Regions from separate parts of the Homo sapiens genome. Here region 2 is linked to region 1. A link is a loop called in an ENCODE intact Hi-C map of the cell type or tissue named here. Cell type or tissue: HCT116. All regions are shown on one strand.

The links. Hi-C counts contacts between places; a loop is a spot of excess contacts. Peaks named below come from ENCODE experiments on the same cell type or tissue, not always from the same donor. Only the 100,000 strongest peaks of a DNase experiment are listed, where the experiment ranks them.
Region 2: it touches region 1 in a loop (4-fold over the local background); 5 of 110 quality-filtered maps call a loop at or near these places.

What each region holds. Positions count from the first base shown.
Region 1 is chr9:19,468,221-19,476,220 of GRCh38, reverse strand. It overlaps LOC105375988 (a long non-coding RNA gene), which reads right to left and starts at 6,119. Exons shown (of 7, transcript XR_007061431.1): 1 at 5,721-6,119. In HCT116, a CTCF peak has its summit at 4,235 (motif pointing left); a DNase peak (open chromatin) is centred at 4,200; H3K4me3 peaks cover 449 bases.
Region 2 is chr9:19,637,492-19,645,491 of GRCh38, reverse strand. All of the region lies in intron 2 of SLC24A2 (solute carrier family 24 member 2), which reads left to right. Among named protein-coding and RNA genes, the nearest start is that of SLC24A2, 150 kb to the left of the region's middle. In HCT116, a CTCF peak has its summit at 4,220 (motif pointing right); no DNase peak of the experiment used is centred here; H3K27me3 peaks cover 2,331 bases.

The DNA.
Region 1 (8,000 bases):
TTGTCAACTCAACCAGAGTTTGGCTCAGACAGCAAAGCTGACACCCTTTCCTGTGGAGAACAATTCTGGGAAACTATTTTTTATTTTTTATTTTTTACTTTTTAGACAGGGTCTCGCTCTGTCACTCAGGCTGGAGTACAGTGGTGCAATCTCAGCTCACTGCAACCTCCCCCTCCCAGATTCAAGTGATCCTCCTGCCTCAGCCTCCTAAATAGCTGGGATTACAGGCACCCACCACCATACCCGGCTAATTTTTGGGATTTTTAGTAGAGAGGGTGTTTCGCCATATTGGCCAGCCTGGTCTCGACCTCCTGACCTCAGGTGATCCACTCATCTCAGCCTCCCAAAGTGCTGGGATTACAGGCATCAGCCATCATGCCCCGCCAATTCTGGGAAATTTTTAAGGTCAGCAAGGGCTAACGAACTTTGTGTATTAAGAACCATTTACAGAGAGAAACTCTTAGCCCCTCACATGACTTTCAAACCTGTCCACTGAAAAGAGCTAGAAACAAGAGCCAACCTGGTAGCAGTGAGCAACCCTAGAGCCCAGATTATGGTCTTGAAATACAATTTCTCACCAAACTATAAAAATAAACACAAACAGGGCTTCTTGGAGGAATGGCTGAGTCCAGGTCTGGGCAAGAAGAGCCTGGAACAGAAATGTGCAAGATGAGCCTGGAACCCATTGTTTTACCTAATAACAATAAAGCTACTGAAGATAACTAGGATTATGTCAGAAAGATTCAAGAACTAACCACTTGAAGAGAATTCTAAAATAGCACCTGTTAGGGGTTGCATTGGGTTCCTTACAACTTATATGCTACGTCCTAACCCCCTGTACTTCAGAATGTGACTTTATTTGGAAATAGGATCATTACAGATGTAATTAGTTAACCTGTGGTCATACCACAATAGGATGAACCCCTAATCCAATATGACTGGTGTCCTTTCAAAAGGGGGAAATTTGGATACAGATACGCACCCAAGAAGAACACCATATGAAAATAAAGGCAGAGATCAGGGTAATGTTTCTATGGCCCAAGGAACACCAATGATTGCCAGGAAACCACCTGCTGTCAGGAAGGAGGCATAGAACAGATTCTTCCTCACAGCCCTCAGAAGGAACCAAGCCTGCTGACACCTTGATCTTGAACTTCTGTCCTCCAGAACTTCAAGACAATGCATTTCTGTTAAAAAAAAAAAAAGTGTACTAGGAGAAAGAAAGGTTTCAGATATGCTAAAAATAATTCTACTGATTGCCATCAATTGGTAAGAAGCACTCAGTTGAAAAGAGGTCTTATGTGTCTGAAGAAGCATAATGAACCCACCCTCTCACCTTTCAGATACCACATCTATGTGTGGCTTAATGGAGACTATTGATAAGGAGGAGGAGGAGGGAATTATCTTCTTCTTCCCACTCTTACCCACCCAGAAGCAATTAGTGAACAGGGAACAAAGAAAGGCACATGCCTTCTTGTTCTGAGACCTAGGAGACTAGAGCCAGGTGAGGGAGAGAGGCACCCTGGGAAATGTTTGCATCACAAAATGGGACAGAGCCCGGCGGTCCACTGAAAGTGACAAACATTGGCAGACTAGCCGACGGATTTCCAGGTCTAGGGGAAGTATTCTTCCTGTCCTGAGGAATCTATTTAATAATTGACCAAGAAAACTGGGAAGCTGGGTTGCAAAGTAGCTCTTATTGGGCATCTACTAGATACTTTGGTACTGGTTGGATACTGTACCAGATGCTTTTACACTATAATTTTAGTTAATCCCCATAGCCATCGGCATTAGGGTTTTCCAGAGAAACAGAACCAACAGAACGTGAGACTATATAGAAAGAGATTTACTGGCCGGGCACAGTGGCTCATGCCTGTCATCGCAGCTCTTTGGGAGGCCAAGGCAGGTGGATCACCTGAGGTCAGGAGTTCAAGACCAGCCTGGCAAACATGGTGAAGCCCTGTCTCTACCAAAAATACAAAAAAAAATTGGCTGGGCATGGTGGTGAGCACCCGTAATCCCAGCTACTCAGGAGGCTGAGGCAGGAGAATCACTTGAACCCAGGAGGCAGAGGTTGCAGTGAGATGAGATCATGCCATTGCACTCCAGCCTGGGCAACAAGAGCAAAACAGACAGGAAGGGAAGGGAGGAAGGGAGAAAGGGAGGAAGGAAGGGAGGGAGGAAAGAAAGAAAAGAAAAGAAAAGAAAAGAAAAGAAAAGAAAAGAAAAGAAAAGAAAAGAAAAGAAAAGAAAAGAAAAGAAAAGAAAAGAAAAGAAAAGAAAAGAATAGATGAGATTCATTAGAAGGAATTGGCTCACACAATTATGGAGAATGGGCAAGTCCAAAATCTGTGGAGTGGGCTGGCAGCCTAGAGACCCAGAAGAGTCTATGCTGCAGTTCCAGTCAAGGCCAGTAGACTGGAGACCCAGCCAGTCACTGATATTCCAGTTTGAGCCTGAAGGCCATCTGCTGTAGAACCAGGAAGAGGTGATGTTGCAGATGTAGTCTGAAGCCATCTGCTAGAGAAGTAGGAGAAAGTTTCTTTTGTTCTATTTTGGCCTTCCACTGATTGGATGAGACCTACCCACATTATGGAGGGAGCCTACTTTACTTAAAGTCTACCAATTTGGGCATGGTAGCCCACACCTGTAATCCCAGCACTTTGGGAGGTCAAGGCAGGAGGATCACTTGGGGTCAGGAGCTCAAGACCAGCCTGGGAAACATAGCAAGACCCCAACTCTAAAAAAAAAACAAAATAAAAAAGTTAGCCAGGCACGGTGGCATGCACCTGTAATCTCCACTACTTGGGAGGCCGAGGTGGGAGGATTGCTTGAGCCCAGGAGTTCAAGGCTGCAGCAAGCTATGATCACCATATTGCACTCCAGCCTGGGCAATAGATTGAGACCCTGTCTCAAAAAAAAAAAAAAATCCATGGCCAGGTACAGTGGCTAACCCCTATATCCCCAGCACTTTCGGAGGCTGAGGCAGGTGGATCACCTGAGGTCAGGAGTTCAAGACCAGCCTGGCCAACATGGTGAAACCCTGTCTCTACTAAAAATACAAAAATTGGCTGGGCATGATGGCAGGCGCCTATAATCCCAGCTACTCAGGGGGATGAGAATGGCTGGAACCTGGGAGGCAGAGATTGCAGTGAGCCGAGATCATGCCATTGCACTCCAGCCTGGGCAAAAACAGTGAAACTCCATCTCAAAAAATATATATATTAACTAATTTAAACCTTAATCTCATCCAGAAATGCTCTTACCTCACAGAAACATCAGAATAATGTTTGACCAAATATCTGGAAACCCCATCATCCAGCCAATTTGACACATAAAACTAACCATCACCCCATCTGAAAGTTAGATTTCGCCCTAATTTTGTATATGAGGAGACTGAGGCTCAGAAGGATTAAGTGACATACCCAATTACACAGCTGATTGGAGGCCAGGCTATAATGAAACCATACTCTTTCCGACTCCAGGAAGTTGGGGGCAAGATACGTATTATTGAATCTCACTTGGAAAGAAAGTGCAGTTCTCCCCTACCTACATTAATAACCCTCTAACTAGTATTCAGTCAGCTAGCAAGTATTTAAGCCCCTACTATACTCTGAGCTGTCAGGAAAGTAAAATCTTATTTTACTGTCAAGAGCAAAAAGTTACCAAAATGTGTAGCAGGTCTTATTTTCTCTCTGGTACAGGTGCTGGGCGGGAGTTGGGGGTGGGAATGGAAGGTTGAGTCACACCAGAAGTGGTCAGCAGTGTGGGGACCAGGAGCCAGGTCTGTCACCACTCCTGCTTTGAAGCCACTTTCCCTCAAAAGTGGGTGACCACGGGGAATATTAAGCACTCAGGCTCTGGGATGAGCACTGACATCAAACAATTCCCTTTCATAAGGGGGCTGCCTGCTGGGGTCCATTGAGAAAGAGGGCAGGCATTCCAAAAGCCACTTCTTTCAGCAGGATGTAGGCAGAAACTATTCCCTTAGACGACCAAAACGGGTCACACGGGTCACAGTCACACGGCAAATGTCCCAGAACCCTATCGCCCACGTTCCCCCACACCACGACACTTGATCTGGTGCATCTAGTACGGTTGTGAGTGTCAGTTTCACCCCCTCAGGAAGCCAACTTCTCCCTCCACCGCAGCCTCCAGGTTTGTCCCCAGACCTGCCAACTGGTGTGGCCGCCTTCCTTTTGGTGGGCTGCAGGACCACTGGTGACACCTAGTGACCAAGGCGGCAGTAGCAGCCGAGAACGAGAATTCCTGATTTTCTCTCCTGGTGATGAGAGTAATGACACTGCCCGCCCCAGGACCAAGGAAGTCCCCAGGGAGGGAGTGTGTGAGATTTTTCCAGGAGGGAGATCCCCCTCGGTGAGAGAAGAAAGTGAGGCATGATCAGGGCTCATGACGCCCTTATCATAAGTCATGTGGTTTGAACATTAAAAGGAATGTGACCTCATTTCTTATTCTAAGCTGATCAAGGGGCACCTATGTTAAAAAGCACTGAGAGGCTCTTGGCCTTTTCTTGATTCCAGTCCCCCAGAAAGGGCCAAGAGAAGACTTCCAGGGTCAGACCCCTATCTGAGACCCCCTTTGCAGCCCTCTCCGCTCAGCCACACATCACTGTCCCGTCCACCCAGCTCCGTAGCCGTTAATCATATGTGGCTATCTAAATTAAATTAATTAAAATTACATTGAAAACTCAGCTCTTCAGGCACACCAGCCTGAAGTGCTCAACAGCCACAAGTAACTAGTGGCAGCACACATTACAGAGCATTTTCGTCATCACAGAAAGTTATCATAGACAATGCTGGTCTGTAGGCTAGAAATTTCTTTCCAGGCATCTTAAGATTCTTTTTAATCAAAGTTCTCTTTGGAAAGAAGAAAAAGCAGAAAGCTGGGTGGAACTGTCATCTTGGTATACCGTGCTTGGAAGCACAGGCTGACAGAGAAGGGATTGACACAAATTTGGCTTGAACTGGGTTTTTTTTCCAGATGCCACTTTACCGTGCCTCTCTCCCAAGAACAGGAGCTGTGTGGGCGTGTGTGTTTCAGGCTGCGTTTGGCACTGGAGGTTAAAACAGGGCGTTCTCTTCCTTCTTGCTTTCTCTTCAAGAGAAATAACTTTTTCCTCAAACTTATGATAAAGAAGACAGTTGGTAAAAATGTTTGGGAACCTCTGGTTTGGGCTAAATGAAGGCTCTTTGGAGACACACACTAGCCAGATTATAAGGCATAAAAGAAGTCTTGGACGCCAGGGGACACTGGACTGGCCATCAAGATTAATCATCCCATGGGGTCTCTTGGTACCTCATTCATTCACTCATTCAACCAGCATTTACCAACTGCCCGTTATGTTCCAGGCACTATTCTAAGCTACAGAGATACAGCTGTAAGCTGAACAAAGACCTTCCCTCATGGAACTTACCCACAAGAATGGAGGAATCTGACCCACAATATAAATAATGGTGTCACATCAGTATCATGGATCCAGGCCAGCCATACACTGATGACAACAACAGCTGCCTCGTTTTGAATTCCATAATCCTACCACTATTCTGTACCAAGCACGGTTCACTCCGCTCTCAGTGGATTCTCATAGTCCTCACAGCTACCATATTAAGTCTCAGTTATCATTAGTCTCATCTTCCATTTATGCAAACACAGAGAGGCCAAGCAAGTAGCTTAAATCATACCACTGTACAGGCACGCACCATTGTTCCAACCCTGGTCTCACTCATGCCATATGGTAGAGGGAAAGCATACGTTGTCAAATATTCAGGGATTCTAGAACGTTGCAAATAGAAGAATAAACAAGACGTATCCAGTGGTAAAGACAGATACAGTGTGATGTGCCTCATGGTAAGTAGAAAATAGAAGTCACTATGGAAACAGAGGAAGGGCATATAAACCAGCCTCCAGGGATGTGGCCAGGGTGTTATCAGGGAATGCTTCCTGGAGGAGGTGATACACGAATGAAGTCCTAAGGGAAAAATAGAAGTACAAGTGTTGAAAATGTGGGGAGGGACAAAGGTATGCTGGGCAAAGGGAACAGAAGTGCCCAGGCCTAGAGGGAAGCAGGTATTCAGTGTGGGTTGTGTACAGTTTGGAAGAAGAAAAGTGGCCCAATGATGGATTTTACAGCCTGCTCAGAAGTATTCACTTGACTTGGAGGGTTTGGGGCAGTCATCAAACAATGCTGCAGATGAAAGCATGGTAAAAAAGAAAAAAAAATGCTCCTCAGTATCTACATCAGGAAGGTGGTCACTTGTCACCAGTCTGATATTCATGGCACCTTAGGCTTTTACACACAGCCCTTTGTAGTTTACAAAGCAATTTCATGTGCCCAAACTCACAAAGCTGTTACATGGCAGGACCAGTCCTCTGCAAGCTCAAATCAGGGCTCCAGCCTCTATTCCACAGCACAACCTGCCAGACCCAGTGGTTGGTTGGCTGACTGTCCTGGGAAAAACTAAAAGCAAGAGAGTTTCCATTGCAGGTGACTTTGAAAGGACTTGGGGGTGCCATCCTGGTCTCCAGGCTGAGGCAGTGAGAATCTGGAATCAAGAAATGCTCTGGTTAATACTTCTTTCCTATTTTTCTTCCAGACTAGGTAGGCCTCAGAACTTATCTGTTTTTTCTGGCCATGGGGTATAAGAAAGTAAAAGAACTTATCTGTGGTTCTCAGAATGTCACACCCTGTTTGGCTTACCAGAAGTCCCTGCAAGGCTGTTTCAAACTTTACAGAGGCTAGCACTGAGATTCTGTGTCCCCACCTCGCCCCAAGGCCTGTCCCCGTTTGCATGTTCATTTGCTGCCTCTCCTTAAAGGATATTGGTATCTTTCAGCCTCTGTGACCAATGGGCATGTGGCATCGGGGGATGTGCTAGGTGGGGAATGTACCCAGGGCCACTGCCTTGATCATAAAATGGGCACAGTGGTAGTACCTACCTCGGCTTGTTATGAGGACTCAATAAGCCAATGCTTGAAAAGGACTTCAGAGGCATTCATGCCTGGATGGCTGGCACACACCTGGATAATTGCTGTTCTTAAGGAAAAGGTCAACAGTTTTGACTACTTAAAACTTTCAACATCTGTGTGTTAAATACCAATAATAATAACAACCAGAATTTAAAAACAAGAAACTGGGAAAATTTTGCAGTAAATACTGTATTCAAAAGGCTCACTTCCTTACCAAAAGTTCTTGCAACTTAGTAAGAAAAATACTAAAACCCAACTCTTGGTCTTTAAAGAAGAAACAGTCAATAACCTGTCACTGAATGTTCATGTATTACCTCATCCCGTCCTCACATAACCCAGTGATTACACTATTATTGACCTCAACGATGAACAGTGACCATGACAATGGGACAGAGATGTTTGCATTTTACAGCAATGCTTATATTTCACAGCAAAGTCTGTAATGCACAATTTTCAAATGATGAGCTAAGGTTTTCATCCCCATCTCTTGAGCCATGGCATAATTCCTTCACCAGGTAGCCAGAGAGAGCTGACATTTTCAATCCTGCAGCACCAGCAAAATGAAATTTCCCATGTTCCTGTTGTTTTTGATGATGTCTACTGACCTCTGGCTAATGCAATGTGATATATAGCCTAGATCTACAAAAAAGAAGACTCCTGAGGCCACCTGACTATGAATTAATGTGCTTTTCTTCACTGTGCGATGAAGCCACAGGTTTGTCAGCACACTTAGAGCCAGAGGCCTCATGGGAACCCAGGACCTCGAAGCAGCTTGACACCACCCTTACCCCAGATTATGGCCATTCTAGAAAACCTGACCATGTTTTCCGGCTCAGCTCAGCCCCTTAAAGTCATAGACTGTTGCTCCTGGAAAGAATTTGGAGAATCAGTCTGTTCTGTGTTTTTCAAATTATGCTCCTTTTAAAGCCTTGAGGATCACCCCAAGGCAGTCTGGGGGATGGAACCAAAAGGATTAGATAGATCCAAAGTTCTACTTAAATCTTTTTTATATA
Region 2 (8,000 bases), 170 kb before region 1:
ATGTTTATGTGAAGAATTTACTACAACATATGAAATATGTCCCTATTTTTCTCTTACAGCCATAAACTCACAAACTAAACTATGCAAAATCATAGCCCCGAATATTAGTTGTAACTATGCAGCATACTATATGCAGAGCAAATAAATTTTAAGTCTAAAATGATAATAATAATTTTACAATCATGAACCACCAATACAAGATATTCCTAAAATGGCAGAAATTCCAGATAGCTTGGTCTTTACAAATGAATGCGAATATAGATTATATTCATACTGGAGCTAAGGTAATCTCTAGGAGCTGGTGTATTACAATGTCCAAGCATTTTTTATGTCCTTAGTAACTTGCCCCTCTGTCCATACCTTTGCAGTGTGGAGCTTGAATACTTAAACCATTCTTTTCACCAGTGGACATGAGGAGCATCTAAAAAAAGCTATACAAAATAGAAAGAACAGAGTGTTTTTTTCTCACCTTTAAGCACTGTATATTTCTGATTCTCCTTGTATAGTTTCATGCCTGTTCAAATTTAGCCTGAAAATTCCAATTTATGCTTAATGCATGAAAAAGACCCTATTCCAGTAAATGCACTTTTAGATTTCAGAAATCACAGAATGAGAATACTAATATAGTCATTCACCTAGAAAATTTTTAATGCAAAAAGTAGCATTAATAATAACAAATATTTTATATAAAGAATTTATTTTCTGATATTTACAAGTATTCATTAGGCAAAACATGAAAAATGTCATGTTTTTAAAAAAAAACATGAACTTGTTGTTTCAAGCATATTGCTTACATAAAAATATAGAGAAAATATACATAAGCCAAGGTCAAGCGAGGAAAACAGTGAGGACTGTAATTTAAATTTAAACAGGCTAGAATTGGAGATAGAGGGCAGCACGATAAATTAGAGCACAGACCTTGAATCTAGACTGCCTGAGTTCAAATCTCAGCTTGTTCACTTACAATCATACGCACTGGGCAAGTGATTGAATATTTCCCTTTCTCACTTCCCTCATTTTTCCCATCTGTAACATAGGGATGAAAACAAAACTGATCTCATAGGTTTACTATAATGATTCAATCTATGTAAAAATACAAAGACCCTGCCAGGCACTAGTAAACAATAAATGTTACCTTCAAAAATTACAAACATATCTACTTAGGCTGGATGTTCTCATCCCTCAGAAGCCAGTCTTCTACCTGCATTCACATGAATTGGACTGTCCTAATAACTTTATTTATTGGCTTCCAGAAGAGAGCAGAAATCAGCAATTCTAGCATCACCTCTCCCCACCACCACACATGCCATTACTTTTATTGGCATTTCTAACACTCCACCTTATTCTCAACATGTAAATCTTTTCCTTTCAATGGGAGATGCTATTACTCACTAAGCTATAAGTTCACAACTGAGATGTTGAGGTGAACAGGAATGTCTTTAGTTGTGAAATGTGTCAGATGCAGTTTATTATTCACAATGACTCAAGTGCCCAATTTCATCAACTTACTTTTACAAATAAGAGAAATTTCAAAGTGATCTCAATACCTTCAGTCCCACTCAGTTGAGTTCCAACAAGCTTCCTCAAGTAGGAAGGAAGCAAAGATGTAAAATTCTATTGAATCTGTGGATTAAACACATCACATGATGGGTACATCGATGCACAAGTGTCACACATGTCAATGTCACCCTCATGTTTTGCAGAAAAAAATTTAAAGTTGACAACTGCTGTCCTAAGCAACAAGTTAATAGAGATATATTACAAGTTCTTTGCAGACTGGAGAGGCATACACAGATGTTCATAGTTATTTTGAGTAAATATATGTTACAGAGAGAAAGCTCAGACATGACAAGTCTGCCTACTCCAAAGGATGGAAGAGAGTTCGGGGCTGTTATCCTGGACACAGTGTCTATGGTTATAAGCCCTTCTCCATCATCTGACACGTCTGGATTAGGCTCACTTGCTGGCCCATCAATAGCAAACACCCTGCATACAGAGAAATATACCCCAAAGGATCTATGCTCAATTTGCTGCCATTTTAGGTACATTTCCATCAATTATTCAGATTTAGTGGTGGTACCCATTAAGTCTGGAATATCAGGGACTTGTCAAAAAATAAGCTAAATATACTTTATACAAACAAGATTAATTTTAAAAAACATGAAAACATCTGGCCTGAATAATGGGTCCTTTGATCTCTGCAGATAGTTCAGTGGGAAAGAGAGATTATACGTAATAGTTTTATACTATAGATAATGAGTTTAGTAAAATGCAGGTATGAGTAAGACAAATATTTATAATTTTTAAATGGGTAACATTTAGATAAAATATTCATATTAATAGGGTCCTGACAACTTACATTTGATATGCAAAAAGCATGCAAAATCAGTAGTTACTAAATTAAAATTTACTGGTTTTTATCACTGAATAAATCCACTGATTTTTTATAAGGCAGACGATTGATGAATTCATTCAGATATGTTAAAAAAAAAAAAAAAAAAAAAAGAATACTGGCCAGGCACGGTGGCTCACGCCTGTAATCCCAGCACTTTGGGAAGCCAAGGCGGGCAGATCACGAGGTCAGGAGATCGAGACCATCTTGGCTAACACGGTGAAACCCCGTCTCTACTAAAAATACAAAAAATTAGCTGGGCACAGTGGCGGGCGCCTGTAGTCCCAGCTACTCGGGAGGCTGAGGCAGAAGAATGGCTTGAACCCGGGAGGCGGAGCTTGCAGTGAGCCGAGATAGTGCCACTGCAGTCCAGACTGGGCGAAAGAGCGAGGCTCCGTCTCAAAAAAAAAAAAAAAAAAAAAAAAAAAGAATACGCTCTCATATAAACCATTCTCAAAGCCAAATTAAACAACAAAGCAAACAATGAAACAAACTCTATTTGGTCAATGTAAGCAGGACCTGTAGGCATAACTACTCTTTAAGTGGCCTCTGCATTAGTGAACTTGGTTCTCAGAGGAGTGTACAGTATACGCTTAGCTTGGAAAATTGACCCTGTGATTTTTGTACACTGCCAGCTGGTGTCAGCCCTGTGTAGGCCATGGATGCTAAATTCATACATGCTGAGCTCCAGCTGAGCTTTGTCACCAACCCTGTCTGCTCTGGCCCCTGCCAGACTGATGACTGGGCACATCTTCACTGAGATCACTCTGCTCCCTCTAATACCAACTAGCTGTACCTACTAAGATCTGCTGGCGTATTTCCTCCTCTGGTCCCAGGTCCAGCTGTGCAGACCCAGCTGGTAGGATGAGAGAGAATGTGTGTGTAAGCGTAAAAGCTGGGACATCTCCTAGTCTCTGTCCCACCTGGAGAGGCCCAGGCATATTCCAGCTCTCTCCACCCTGCAGCTTTCACCTCCCCAAAGCCAAGCCAGTCTCTCCCTATACCCTGACCTGGGAATTTAACACTCCTACTCACACACACTTCCCCTCCCTCCCAACGACTGCTCCTTCCACCGAGTCAGACTCTACCCTAATGTGTGGAAGCTATACCCTTAGTAGGCCTACTGAGGCTGATGCTGATTTTATTTAAAAAAATGAAGGCACATTTTGGCAAAATTGACAGGATTTGCTGGTGGATTGGATGTGGGAGAAAAGGAGAAGAAAAGAAATAAGCAGTAATTTTTTGGCTTGAACAGCTGAGTAGAATGGTAGTGCCATTCTCTACTGGAAGATAGCTGGAAGAGTAACAGGTTTGGGAATAGACATAATTTCCAGTAAATGTGTTGCTTTTATAGCCTAAACACATATATGTTAAGTATTCAAAAATGTTTAACCCTGTCTTTGCTAAAACTACAAAAATTAGCCGGGCACGGTGGCACGCACCTGTGGTCCCAGCTACTTGGGAGACTGAGGCAGGAGAATCGCTTGAACCCAGGAGGCGGAGGTTGCAGTGAGCCAAGATCACACCACTGCACTCCAGCCTGGGCGACCGAGTGAGACTCCATCTCAAAAAAAAAAAAAAATGTTTAAGTAACCTAAAATAAACAAGAAATGTGAAGATGTTTTGTAATATCTAAATTTGTGATTGAACTAATCCAAACAGCACAGAGAGAAAGACATCTTTGAAAGTGAACTTTGGTTTTGTTAAGTTTATTATGCCCACTAGACATTCAATAGAAATGGTGAGTTGGCAATTGGAATTGGATATGCATGTTTGGAGGAGACAAATTCAGAACTAGAGATTCTGTTGATGGAATTTAAGGCCAAGGGATTGTGTGAGAACACAAGAGGGCAGAGTTCCCAAGACTGAGAAGTCAGTAAAGCAGAGGGACAACCATGAGAGAATCAACAGGAGTAAGACAAATGCTGAGATGTCACGTAGATATGCAGACAGGGAAGTGGCCACCATCTTTACATCTGAATGGTCTTTGGTGACTTGGTCTGGACCAGAGCAAAATCACTAGACTGACGCATCAGCCTCCTAACTATTCTCCCAGTCCCCACTTTAGATCTCCCGCCAAACTACACAGCAACCAAAGCCCACTTGTATAACTTAAATCAAATCCTATCAGTCATTTGCTTTAAAACTTTCATTAGCTTACCATTTGAACTTAGAATAGAAGATAACACCCAGGGCTGGAATTAGGGTAAGGTGAGGATGGCACTCAGGCACAAAATTTAAGGGGGTACCCAAAATCTTGGTCATCAAAATAAATATTTTAATGCAATATTTAAAGAAACAAATTAGCAAACTACAGCTCATGAACCAGCTGCTTATTCTTGTAAATAAAGTTTTATTGAAACCAGGGCCAGGATTAGGGTAAGATGAGTAGGGAAGATTCAAGTGCAAGGTAAGAGCTGTCTTTACTTAAAATCTTGACATTTTGTTCATTGTAGATTTTATTTTGCACTAATATTTATTTTTTGAAATATTGCATTATGTTATTTATCTATAATACTGAGTTTTTTGGTACTGCCTTAAATTTTGTCCAGGAGACAAAGTGAGACATTCATCTCATCCTTGTCCTGGCTCTGCCAACCCCGTATCAACGCCTATACTTTCCAGTCAACTTGTGTAGCTTTTGTGGTCAGAAAACATAAATATTAGTTTATGCTTTCAAAATTTTTTAAACAACTTAAAATAAACCCAAGTAATATGAAGGTGTTTTTTATAGCAGTACAGAGAGAAAGGCATCCAACTTTAATATCTGAAAAGATAAAGATTCAACTTATTTTCCAAATGAATCTGCTCTTCTTTATGCAGTGAGTACTCAGCAAGGCACATGGTTTAATAACAGCAGGAGAGCCATTTTTAGATAAAACTGATGATGCTTTCATGGAAAGGTTCCAGGCAGATTAAAATTGTATAAGACATCATGCTTTTTGACTGCTTAAATATGTTATGATCATAATTTTATTTTGTGATTTCAACAGAGAAAAAAGATTTTCCTTATTTATTAGGTTATCAACTGAAAGAACCAGGCAGTTTTAATTTCTTCATTCATCTAATAAACTCAAGTTACTATGCTGAAGCATGAAGGATCTTAGAAATCCATTCACAAACATATTTTTAAGAGGGCATATGGTTTGGGGCTTGATTAACAGAATAAATATTTGTAGGTTTTCCAAGTTAACAAAAAACTGTTTTCTTTCTCTTAGTCTTTCCTCCCTCTACTATGCCTTATGTTTCAAAGGTTGGTTTGCTTCCTCTGTGACTATAACATTGTGAATAAATGAATTCAGCAGAGCTTATAAACTATTGGCTCTCATCTTAGCCAAGCTTTTATACTAGAGGAGATGTGTCTGTCTCAGTTTCCCTATGTGAAACTTGAGAATTGCTAAGGCAAAATGCTGTCATCATTACAGATGGAAATAGGTTATCCAGATATTACTAAAGTGACCCATATGTCCATACAAGATTATCGGTGAGAAAAACACCTGGGCGTGTCCCATGCACATACACAGCCCCAAAATATCTGCCTCCCTGTTTAGTTGTAAGTTCTGTCCTCTGACCAGATGATGGCTGGCATGGTGGGGGGCAGCTGGCCGGGCACCCCAGGCTTGTTCAAATGGCAGCTGGGCAGAGGTATAAGGACCATCTGCGGGCATGCAAGGCTTCTTGAGGACTAAGCTGAGAACTTCCACCATATTCTGTTGCCCAAAGCGTCACAAGATTAATCCAAAACAAGGGGAAGGAAAACAAACTTTACCTACTGATAGAGGGACCTGAAAAGTCACCATTGCAAAAGGACTTCATTATAGGGAAGAGAAGAATTGCAGCCATTTTGCAAACTACCACAATTAGCTAATAAAGTTAGAAAATCCACTCAATTACCTATAATAAAGTGGTGCTTTTTAACAAGGTTATTATGGAGGAGGAGAGGGAATGAAGATCTGTGGGAGAGAATTTTTGTTGTTGTTGGGGGAAAAAACCACTTGCAAATGCAGAATAGCGATCATTTGATAAGACCATGGAGAAATTGAAGCAGATTATGTTCCCATCTGGGATGATAATGATTGACTTGCTCTGTTCTTCATATTTATGTGAAACTGAAATAAACTGAAATTCTTGGCCTTAAGCTTCAGAGCAATTCAGGATTTGTTCAAAGGTAGAAATTCTGACCTGGCTACCTGCCATCTCCAAGTTTAGATAGCTAATTGCTCCAGTTGGAGATTCTTATTTTATTTTCTTATATCTGTTTATTGAGTGCCTGTAGGGATCCAGGAATTTTACGTATGTCATCTTATTTAATGTCATCTTATTTAATCTGATGATTAAACAACCCTCTGAGATAGCTGTCATCCACATTTTAATATGTGTAGGTACTGAGGCTTAGAGTCCTCCAGTAACTAGTGAGGGCCACAGAACTAGTCATTGGTAGAGTCAGGACTCTTTAAAATATTTCCCCTTATTCTGAGTGTCATCCCATAGCTTTACCCTTTTGAATTATACTCTATTTTTAATATTTAATATTAGAAATAAAAATGTCACAGTCTAACTCATTGGGAAATAACTGTTCCATTACCAAGAAAACAAACAAAATAGAAATTCCCTTAGCTCCCCCAGGTTGTTTAAATGCTTAGTTGTGGATTTTGTATTCAATAGAGAGAGCAGGTAAAAAGAAAGTGTTATAATCATCTGCCAAATGAATATCCGTTGGCAATAAAGGTAAATTCAACTTACTAAAATTTGATTTCCTGTAAAACTAGTCAAGAATGTGTGCATTGACTATAATAGGGCTCAAATGGAGGAAAATAACCTTTTTCTCCAACTCAGTGCTCTCCAATGGTCTGAAAGTCTGTGTCCACCCAGAGGCTAACAATTCTCCAATCTCACCTGACCTATAACCTCAAGCCTGCAGGGATGAGAGCCAGACAGCCCTGGGTATGGCCCCCAACTTTACAAGGTATTGCATCTGAGGCCTTGGGCTATTTACTCTTCTTACTGAGCCTCTCTTTCTCCAGCAGTAAAATGGATTGAGAATGCTTATGGAGCTATAAATATTAAATGAATAATGCATGTAAGTCAAGTAATTTGAATGCTAAGTGCTATTGATTTCTCTCTCACTGTACATTTTTCAACAGAAGCTAGCACAAAATAAAGCACAGCAAGCAAACTACCCCCCAATACAGGTGGACTTCACTGGTTGATTGTTCTTTTGCATTTGTGTATTCCACACCTGTCCTCTCCCACCGCATATTTATAAAACAACAAAGTGTGATGGGAAATGGCATTTTACCAACACAGGTTCTAATCTCAGCCCTGCTCACTGAGTAAACGCTGTCTTTACACCATCCGGTTGCTCCATCACTTTGAGCTTCACTTCCTTCCAGCTGTGAAACAAAGAAGCTAAGGAGATACTGATCATTCTAAAACTAGGGAACAACTACTTAAAAACACCACGCACTGTGCCTGGTACTACTTCTCCATGCCTTTATTTCCTTTGGTACTTACAAGGAAGTGCACCCATTTCCAAAATGACCAGTCAGGTAAAAAGGAGACTTTTTCTTATTTGTTTTGGGTTCTTCTGCTTCCCCCTTGTGTGTTT